Linked DNA regions of Homo sapiens: regions 1 and 2 are each linked to region 3. Evidence: chromatin contacts called from ENCODE Hi-C or POLR2A ChIA-PET data. All regions are on one chromosome and are shown on one strand. The core of a region is the stretch at or near the end of the contact, and the rest is flanking DNA. Distances in the headings are between cores, read along the strand shown.

Region 1 (3,508 bases), core at 3-2,502, 140 kb after region 3:
GACTGGGTTTCACCATATTGGCCAGGCTGGTCTCGAACTTCTGACCTCAGATGTTCAGGCCGCCTTGGCCTCCCAAAGTGCTGGGATTACAGGCGTGAGCCGCTACGCCCATCCAGAACAACAGGCACTGGGGCCTACTGGAGAGTGGAGAGTGGGAGGAGGGGGAAGAGCAGAAAAAAAAAAACCTATCAGGTACTAGGCTTAGTACCTGGATGACAAAATAATCTGTACGACAAACCCCCATGACGCAAGTTACCCATATCACAAATCTGCACATGTAACCCTGAAGGTAAAAGTTAAGTAAATAATAAAATATTTTACATTTATTTAAAAATTCTAAAATGGTTGTATTTTAAAAGTAAAAACAAATTTTGGTTAGGATTTGAGCTTATTCCATTTTTCTTCTAATTTTCCAAATTAAATGTAAAATGAGAGCATCCCAGGTAGGGGGAGGTAGGGGAGAAACCAAATAATTTTCAAGTCATATTTGAAGAGCAGGTATGTTCTCTCACGATTTACAGTGCAGGTGCATTTTAATTTAACTGCTTTAAATGATGATAAAAATTGTTCAAGTAGAACAAAGCAAAGTTTTAGAAGTGACTTGTAAACAGCCATTCTTAATTTTTTCCTGTTTTCTCTCCACTTATGTGACTTGCATGAATTTCTGAAGCAGTCCTTTCAAATGACACTGCTCCAAACATGTGAATTGCATTCATCAACAAAATCCAGCCTTTTCCTTTGTAGGACAATGTGGGGTCACGGGGCAAGGGGTCTTTTCTTTGTCTAGCCTGGTGCCAAAGCAAAGACTAGTCCTCCCTGCGTTTGGACCCAGTGACATGTTTCCATTTGTCATTGAACACTAGGGGGAGGAACTGTAGCCTCTGAGGTACCCCCATTTGGTCCTCACCCTCTACCAGAGGATTTGCTGCTTCAGCCTCTTCAGTGCCCCAGGTATTTGATGCAAAGATTATGCACTTATGCTGCCAGTTATCAGGGTTGTGTGGGTGTCTTTAGAGGGGTCTCCCCTTAGCATCAGGTCTCAATGACAGAATCTAAATAACACAGGTTACTCATCACGAGTTAAAGATTTTTTCCCTTTTCACATTGATGCTTCTGATATACTTTTATACGTTAGCTGATTGTATGTGCGTACTTTGTGGCTGCAAAGATGCAGCTGGAAAGTGTGTGGGGGTTGTCTGCTTCCTCTGAGGCTGCTACAGGTGGTCAGGTGGGGGCGGCTGTGATAAAGGTACAGCACCCACTTCCGCCAGCTTGTCTTGTGCGCCCTGTAACCCACTGCATGAACCCGAGTGGCACTTCAACCGGATTTTCTTGTTGGCACTTTTATCTTTCACTGCTTCTGACTTGCCTGTTGAGGTTTATGACTAAGGTTGTGATTAAAAATTCCCTTTTTAGGTATGAAAAGTCTTTTCAATTACTTTGTGTTCCTTTTTTTGTTTTGTTTTGTTTTTGTTGTGTGTGGACTTTCTGGGTTTTGTAAAAATGAATCTTAAAAAAATCTTAATATTATGTAAGAGTTAGATAAAGGTTAAGTAGCTAATATATTCTCTCATCAGGGCATAGAATCAACGTATGTTCTTGGAAGATTAAGTGTGTCAAAATGCATTTTATGATGGAAGCACTGTCAGTTGTTTAGAATAGGCATGGAAAAGCCCTTTTCAGAATATTGTCATAAAATCAGACTTGGAAAGGTTTTCGTTTATTCAGTCTGTATTCCCCTATCTGTCTGTTTAATCTCTGCATATTACTGTCCTTGGAGCACGGAGAAACGTGAGCTACCCTTGGAGGTTTATAGTCCCACTGGAAGGGAACTAATGTTTACGCCTGATTATATGATAGGAGCTTTACATGTTCTTATTCAGTCTTTGAGGAAACCTTATAAATAAGATAATAACTTTTTCAGAGAAAGAAGCTGGGGTTCTGAGACATTACCCACTTAGGGGCACCCAGAGGAAAGAGCAAGACCTCCAGCTCCATCACCAGTAATTTCCAGCCTGTGAGCTTCCCTCCACACTCAGTAATTTAAAAAACAACTTGATTTAGGGACATCTAGTAAATATTCTAGAAGTTCAGAGGCAGAAAAGCTAGTTTGCAGCTGAAGTACTCAGATTTCCCACTGGCTGAGTGGGAAATCAGACCCGAGCCTTGACAGTGGGCAGAATTTGTATAGAGGAGCCAAGAGAAGAAGAGTTTCCACACTGTATAAGCCAAATGATGGAAGGTGTAATAACAAAGGAAGGGTGAGCACACAGGTTTAGGAGATGCTGTGTGGGCCAGTCCAGCTGGGAGCCATTACCATTTAACACTTAATGGAGTGCTTACTGTGCTAGGCACTCTTCTAAGTTCTTCACACCTTTTAACTATTCTTATCTTCACAGCAAGCCTTTGCAGGAGATATTATCAAGTCCCTCCTGCCCCCACTTTTTTTAGAAACAGAGTCTTGCTCTGTTGCCCAGGCTGGAGTGCAGTGGTATGATCGTAGCTCATGGTGGCCTCGAACTCCTGGGCTCGAGTGATCCTTTTGCCTTAGCCTCCTGAGTAGCCAGGACTACAGGTGTGTGCCACCATGCCTGGCTAATTTTTTTTCCCCATAGAAACAGGAACTCGTTATGTTATCCAGGCTGGTTTTGAACACCTGGCCTCAAGCGATCCTCCGCCTTAGCCTCCCAAAGTGCTGGGGTTACAGGTGTGAGCCACTGCACCTGGCCTTCATTGAGGGATGAGGAGACTGAGGCACATAGCAGTTAAGTTGTGGAACTGTGATTCAAAGCATGGCCACCAGGATCCAGAGCCTGAGTTCTTAGCTACTCTGCTGTCTTGTTTTCTCTCTACTGGGCAATGCAGGTTGCTTGTTAGAGGGGTGATGAGGATTCTCAAATTGCTGGGGATAGCGAGAGGAAGATGAAAATGGCAGGGGTAGTGATAGAAAGATCAAAATGGCAGCAGCACGCTGGCCAATTTTACAAGAGGAAACATTAGGAAAGAAGAGAAGAGGGAGTTTTTCTCAGCTAAGCAGGATCTGGTCAGTGTAAGTGGGTAGCAAAAGATAGAGGTGAGATGTAACAAATCAAGAGGCCTTGATGAATGACTGGAATTGAAGAAGAGGGAATGAGCAAAAATGAATCTAAGATTTGGAGCTTGGTTGGCTGGGAGGATAATTCTGCTATTGCAGAAATCAATGAGGTCAATAGACAAGCTCATTTTTCCACAGCAGTAGTGTTGCAGCAAGAAATGAAGGCTTTTGAAGAGCATATGCAGTAGAGATACCATATGCAGGAAAAATGGCTCACTGGAGAGTTGAGAATAAAGGAGAGGAGTTCAAGGGAGGGAATGGGGATGATTGGGGGGCTATCTGCAAGGAGAGAATTGATGTGCTGGGAACAGACGATTTCTGAGGGAGAGAGAAAAACCCAGGGCCTTAAAAAGTGTCCTTGGTCAAGAAGCAGAAGGAGAAAGAGGAGCAGGAAACCATAAAAGAAACAGGCGA
Region 2 (3,129 bases), core at 241-2,740, 190 kb after region 3:
ACCTGTTTTTAACATGCTGGATCAAGTGTCAGCACTCAGTAGATGAGGAAGGGGTAGAGCCCGACTTGTACAGATTCCGCGGATGGTAAATGGCCCTCTGGCGTGTTTACAATACAGCTGTGCATTCTTAATGGCTCTGCCGCTGCCATGTCAGGTAAAGTTTTCTTTGTACGTGATGAATGGCAGAGAATTCTTTAGCAGAAGGAACCAAAGGAGCTGGGAGGAGGAAAGGGGAAGAGAAGAGCGGAAAAGAGAGAGAAAAAGAAACACACAGCTCCAGAGGGACATAGCCTGTGCTTTGCAGTTGCTTGTGTGGATAGAAACCAGATGGTAAGCTGGAACACCCGCTTGGCTATCTGAGGAGCCAAACATATGGTTAATGGTCGGGAGAAATAGCTTTCAGAGCCAGGGCTTTGCTGACTGCCTCATATTACAGATTGTTACAGTGTGTCATTACATTGCCAACCTAAGTGCTTAATACCCACTGCAGGCGCTGGGCATACACTTACAAGAAAGACTTTTAGCTCTTTGCTGGCTCTAAACAGAGAAGTGACATCATAGGGAGGCTGAAAATGTCTGGTGTTGGAGGTGGGGAGAAGGATAATTTTGTAGTGGAAACAACAATTTTTTTTCTTTTTTTTACAAGCCTTCACTCCACTGAAGTCTACTGTTTTCTGAGAACCTTTTAATACTAGACTGGTTCTCTCACTCTCTCAATCTCTCTTGCGTGCACTCTCACTCTCTGTGTCACACACACACACACACACACACACACACACACACACGGAAAGGAAACCGAAATTCACAGCCCAGGCCATGTCCCCCAACTCCAGTGGATTTGACAGGCCTCGTTCACCTGGAAGCCACATCACTGACTCAGAGGCCCTGCATTTGAAGTTTCTGTTTGGGGAGCTTTGGGCAACAGCAGGCCTGTGTTATCTAAGGAACTGCTGAGCCCATTCATCTGCTTTTCACGGCCCGTTTCCTTTTATTTTTAGCCAAATCCGTCAGGCCTGACAGGCGGGTAATTCGAGCCAGAGAAAGGGCAGAGCTCCAGGTCCTTTCCACAAAGCAATTCTTCTCCTCCCTCCTGGGAGGGCTCCAGACTTGGCCTGCTTCAGGCAGATGGATTTGTTGAGTCATGTGAGATCATTTACACAAAAACACAGTGAGGCAGTGGAAATTAAAAAAAAAAAAAAGAAAGAAAAGAAAAAGAGGAGGGTGGGGGAAGAGGAAAGAGGGGAAGCCAGGGGAATGTGCGCTGCCCTGCTGCTGAGGAGCATAGGAATTTTGCAGTGAGGCAGCTAGACTGAGGAATGCCTAGAGTCATTTGTGTATAAGGTAATGTCTAGTTTACAGAGTGGGGCGGGCCAGGCGAGGACGGCGCCTCCAGCAGCTTGCCTCTGTTTAAAAGAAGAAGGTGTTGGGAAACTTTAAAAAAATTTTTAGAGCAACACCCACCAAACAAAGACCACACTGTTGACAGCGTTGGGTTCCAGTAGCGGTAAACTACCAAGGGGCTGGTTTACAGAAAATGAGTTTGCTCTGTGATGTCATACAAGTTTGCTTTGTCCTGACGCCAACATGACACTGAGGCAGCAGAGGAGGGAGAACAGGAAAATTGGAACCGTACTCTTAGTTAATGGTTTCCAGAGATTATTTAGCAGGACTTGAACAGAGGGAGGAAAATATTGTGAAGGATTGCTGCGAGGTGTACCATAATTGCGGTAGGTAAAACAAAGTCATTACTATGGTTTTCTTGCTCAAGAAGGATTGAGCAATGACTTCAAAATGCCAAGTAAGGTATTATTTTTCCCTACCACAGTATTTATTTTCCTTTAGCTTCTGGGGCATTAAAAAAAAAGACCAACTCTCACATCATGGCAAACAGTATTAATGTTAGTGAATCAATTTTGTTTACTGTTTATACCACAAGCCTTTAAAACATTCCATTAAAAAATTGTCTCCCGCTCATTCATGAAATTCTTTTTTTCCTTCAAATTTGCTTACATGCATTAGCTTTGTTTGGATAGGGACTTTTTCCCTTTTTGGCTGGAGTAAAAGAATGCATAAAAGAATAGTGAGTAGATTATCTAAATGTACATTCTTACAACAAATGTAATGAAAATATGCCGCGTGGATGAGAGGGAATATTTGAAAACAGAAAGAAAAACAGAAATGGGGAGCATTTCAAAATAGTCACCCTGATTATCTTTGTTATGATGCATTTCTTCAATTCTGCATTTATTTAGAACCCTATTGTGCAGCTATTTCTTTTAGCCACCCTAGATAGAATGTAGGTCAACATCAACATTGTTCCTCATATTTTGTTGGTATTTTAAAAGTTGAAACATTTTGCAGTTTTTTCCAGAGCTAGATATTCTTAGGTTATTTAGACGGTTTTAGTGACCATAGAACTTCACGTATAAACTCCTTCTGTTAATAGCTACCACTGAATTTTGATAGTAGACACTCAGATCACACCTTGACCTGGAGTAAACAAGGCACTGATGATATTGATGATAACATAGTCCAACACTGAAGCTGTTCCACTTCTTCCAGGCAACTCTGATGGTCTTACTCTGTGTAAGTTACAGCTTTTACTTCGCTCAAGGAGAGAACTGGTAAATTTTTATGGTTGTTAATTGTTTACATTTTGGGGACCCCAAGTTGCATGGTGCCACATTATTATAATGTGATTATGAGTTGGCATGATTTTAAGTCTACCCATATCCTTGAATGTTCCCTCCCCGTCAGGATTTCCCAATCTCAGCACTATTGACATTTTGGACCAGTAATACTTTATTATGGGGTGTGTCCTGTACGTGGTAGGATCTTCAGTAGCATCATTGGTCTCACCCACTAGATGCCAGTAGCACCCTCCCCCGGGTCATGACAACCAAAAATGTCTACAGCATTGCCAGATGTCCCCTGGGAGACAAAACCACTCTGGTTCAGAACTTCTGCTCCACATTTCTTACTCTGGTTTAGAAGCTCACGCTTTACGTCATGAGCTGGCTGCTCAGTTACTTCTAAGATTGAATTAAAGGATATGAAATAATGTTTTAAGTTGGAATTCCAAGTTAAGTAAAGTTTTTGAAGGTGCAGGCAAGAGTACTTTTGAGTATG
Region 3 (3,117 bases), core at 152-2,651:
GCCACAGGTTTCCCAGGCCCTCCCCATGATACTGAGCCTCCTCACTCTGTTCCTGGCCTACAGAGATTTCCATGTCCTCTTTCTTTCCTTCTTTCCTTTCTTCCTTTCCTTCTTCCCCCAATCCCACCTTCCTTTTTTCCTTTCCTTTCCTTTCCTTTCCTTCTTTCTTTCTCCTTTTTTAATCATGGTTTTCCTCTAAAGAAGTGTTTCTAAAACCCACGCCCACCCTTCCACATCTAGCTCAGTTCCTTGGTTCAAGGTTTTTCTCCCTGGGCCCATTATCAGTTTCCTAACAATTTGCCATTTCCCACCTCTGCTCTCTCAAATCTGTTAGGGAACGACTGCCAAGTGCAGTCTTCTCCAAAAGTGGTTCTGCTCATTGCATGTCCCTACTTAAATGCCCTTGATGACCCCCATTAAAGACATTACTATTTAAGCTGTGTTGAGGATCCCCAAGTGGAGGTATGTAAGTGAAATATCAATCCAGAGTTCTAATTTGTGCAATTTTTCTCTCTGGGCAAATGCACTTGGCCCACCAGGGTCCAAGTTGCAGAAAAGTCTTAAGAGACTGAGTACAAGATAGGAGATAAATGAACAGGTGTTGGCTTTTGGCCACCAAGCCTGAGAACCCTTAACCCAAGTGACCATTCCTAGGTGAGGTGCTGGGGGAAAAGAATGTATTCCCAGGGGTCAGAGATTCAGGATGCACAGGTTTCTTCTAGGAACAAAGGTTGCAGGATATTTGACTATAATATAGTGCAGAGTCACCTAAATTGTCTTCCATCTAAAATCCCTCAAACCTACCATCCCTTTTAGTGCCAGCTTTCTGGGCTAAAAACTGAAGGGATGAGCAGGGTGTGGTGGCACATGCTTGTAATCCAGCCACTTGGGAGGCTGAGGTGGGAGGATCACTTGAGCCCAGAAGTTTGAGTCCAACCTAGGCAACATAGTGAGTGAGACCCTGTCTCTAAAGTATATATATATATATATATATTTAAGTAAAGGGATAAGAAAGTCAAGTGAAAGATGAGAAACATCCAAGCTGCTCTCGTAGAGGTGATTGTCAGACCCCGGGCGTTCCTTTGCCGCAGTCAGCAAGAAGACAGAGTAGTCCAATTCTCAGCAGCCGGAAGGTGCCTCAGCACCACAAGCCAGGCCCCTGAGTCAGAGGAAAGACCAAGGCTGAAAGGAGAGAGAAGAATGCGTTTGCTGTAGAGTTCACCTGTGAAGCACGCCAGGGAGCCCTTATATGGAAAGGCAAGATTATAGGGAGGCGCTTTTCTAGATGTCAGTTTCATTCTAGTGACAGCTATCCCTCATTTACATATTCAGGCCGATAACCTAAGGGAAGGTAAATTACAGCTGACTCATTTGTAAATTGAACAGAGAAAGTCCCTTCTCCTTAGCCAGCACTCACATTTGGCCCCTAGCCATCAGACCAAGCATGAACTGTTCACCTCTTGGTGAACACACCCTAAACATCTCTGCCATTGCACTTTTGCTCATGCTATAGTCAGCTGGGTGCCCTCCCTTCCTCCACTTCTCTGGCCTTCATTTTAAAAATATCACCCATCCTTCAGGACCCAAGTGAAATGCTACTTTGGACATGAAGCTTTCCGTGATTGTTTCGTCCTAAATGATTTTCCTCTCCTGGGTTCACGTGGCCCTTTCAACTTGCATTTTGTTCATTTTGTTTTCCACCACATCCTACTTTGTGATGGAGCTATTTGTGTGGGTCTGAGGGCACCAGTGACTTCCAAGTGGCTAATCCCTGTCCTTATCTTTCTTGGTGTCTTAAAGGTATTTCTTTCTTTTTTTTCTTTCTTTCTTTCTTTTTTTTTTTTTTTTTTTTTTTTGAGACGGAGCCTCACTCTGTCACCCAGGCTGGAGTGCAGTGGTGTGATCTTGGCTCACTGCAACCTCTGCCACCCAGATTCAAGTGATTCTCCTGCCTCAGCCTCCCGAGCAGCAGGGATTACAGGCGCCTGCCGCCACAGCTAATTTTTGTATTTTTAGTAGAGATGGGGTTTCACCATCTTGGCCAGGCTGGCCTTGAACTCCTGACCTCATGATCCACCACCTCAGCCTCCCAAAGTGCTGGGATTACAGGCATGAGCCACTGCACCCAGCCTTAACGGTATTTCATACTCTTAAATATACTTTCCCTCTTAAAATTCTTATCACTTCGGCATCTGTATAGACATCTGGGATCTTGCCTGCCTGGCTTCTTCTCAGTTTCTTCAGGTAACAGCACCCTGATTTTCTTTTGAGGAACCATTCCTTTCCCAACTTTCAGTCTATGTGAAGTGTGGGTAGAGCTGATGTCAACCTCTAGCTCAGAGATGGGCATCTAGCCTAAGCTAGGCTAACAATAGTCACACCTGGTGTGGTTGCTGGAACCAATCGAAGAAGGACATTTCTTTACTTTGGGTAGGATGTAAACCTGAAGCCTCTGCTGGTGACCCTATCAGGCCACCACATGGGAATATCCACCTGGCAAAGAAGCCCATCCAGAAGGAGACAGAACTGAGAGATGGGGGGAGAGGCTGTTTCCCAAGGAGCTGGATGTTTGAGCTCTTGAACCCAGGCATATCTGACCAGTCCTGATTTCAGGCTATAGGAGCCAATAAATTATTCTTTTTTTGGTTACATCAATTGAAGATGGATTTCAGTAATATGCATTTGAAAGATTCCTAATTCAGCCTCTAGTATACTACACTCTTCTGCCTTTCCACCTACCTAGCTGTTCCTCCTCAATCTCCTCTGCAGACAAATCCCCCTCTCCTCAGACTTTAAAGGTCATAATCCATCAAAGACTGGTCCTAGTCTCCCTTGTTTTCCTGCTCTTTATATCTCCCTTGGCAATTCCAACCACCCATGATTTCAATCACCATCTCAAAATTCACAGCTAATTTAACCCAGGTCTCTCTAAATATGTACATGCATCTGCCGACTCAGCATGTATACTTGAATGGCTCCCCAAACAGCTCTCCTGTGTTCCTAGCATAGCAAAAAACCTGGAGTCATCTAACCTGTTCTCCAAACTTTAGCCATTAATGTAAATTAGATCATTTCTTTTCTGCCCATATCCTTCCAAAACTTTCCCAGTGGTAGTAG

Evidence for each region. A loop is a pair of places that touch in the nucleus more often than their neighbours do. ChIA-PET counts read pairs that join two places held with the same protein, here RNA polymerase II (POLR2A). Pooled maps may share reads with other maps.
Region 1: a loop to region 3 is called in a pooled map, with 4 times the contacts of the local background. The contact joins two enhancer-like sites. A Hi-C loop is called at or near these places in 1 of 168 maps with a recorded cell type or tissue (PC-3), 22 of 37 single-sample maps with no recorded cell type and 14 of 50 pooled maps. POLR2A ChIA-PET finds 5 or more read pairs at or near these places in 8 of 52 experiments (CD4-positive, alpha-beta memory T cell, OCI-LY7, activated B cell and 3 more).
Region 2: a loop to region 3 is called in a map of PC-9, with 11 times the contacts of the local background. The contact joins two enhancer-like sites. A Hi-C loop is called at or near these places in 1 of 168 maps with a recorded cell type or tissue (PC-9), 2 of 37 single-sample maps with no recorded cell type and 7 of 50 pooled maps. POLR2A ChIA-PET finds 5 or more read pairs at or near these places in 3 of 52 experiments (H1, activated CD4-positive, alpha-beta T cell and activated naive CD4-positive, alpha-beta T cell).

The regions. Positions count from the first base shown.
Region 1 is chr6:90,272,300-90,275,807 of GRCh38, reverse strand. The region is part of intron 1 of BACH2 (BACH transcriptional regulator 2); the gene reads left to right. Among named protein-coding and RNA genes, the nearest start is that of BACH2, 23 kb to the left of the region's middle. RefSeq lists a cis regulatory region at 3,140 and an enhancer at 3,068-3,212. Within about 2 kb of position 1,252, at least 4 of the 41 ENCODE cell types and tissues checked have a DNase peak (open chromatin) inside an H3K27ac peak, as active enhancers do.
Region 2 is chr6:90,216,577-90,219,705 of GRCh38, reverse strand. The region is part of intron 3 of BACH2 (BACH transcriptional regulator 2); the gene reads left to right. Among named protein-coding and RNA genes, the nearest start is that of BACH2, 79 kb to the left of the region's middle. RefSeq lists an enhancer at 1,339-1,997. Within about 2 kb of position 1,490, at least 38 of the 41 ENCODE cell types and tissues checked have a DNase peak (open chromatin) inside an H3K27ac peak, as active enhancers do; they include PC-9, where a contact is called at or near this core.
Region 3 is chr6:90,409,740-90,412,856 of GRCh38, reverse strand. No RefSeq gene overlaps it. Among named protein-coding and RNA genes, the nearest start is that of MIR4464, 99 kb to the right of the region's middle. RefSeq lists enhancers at 1-39, 1,061-1,420. Within about 2 kb of position 1,401, at least 5 of the 41 ENCODE cell types and tissues checked have a DNase peak (open chromatin) inside an H3K27ac peak, as active enhancers do; they include PC-9, where a contact is called at or near this core.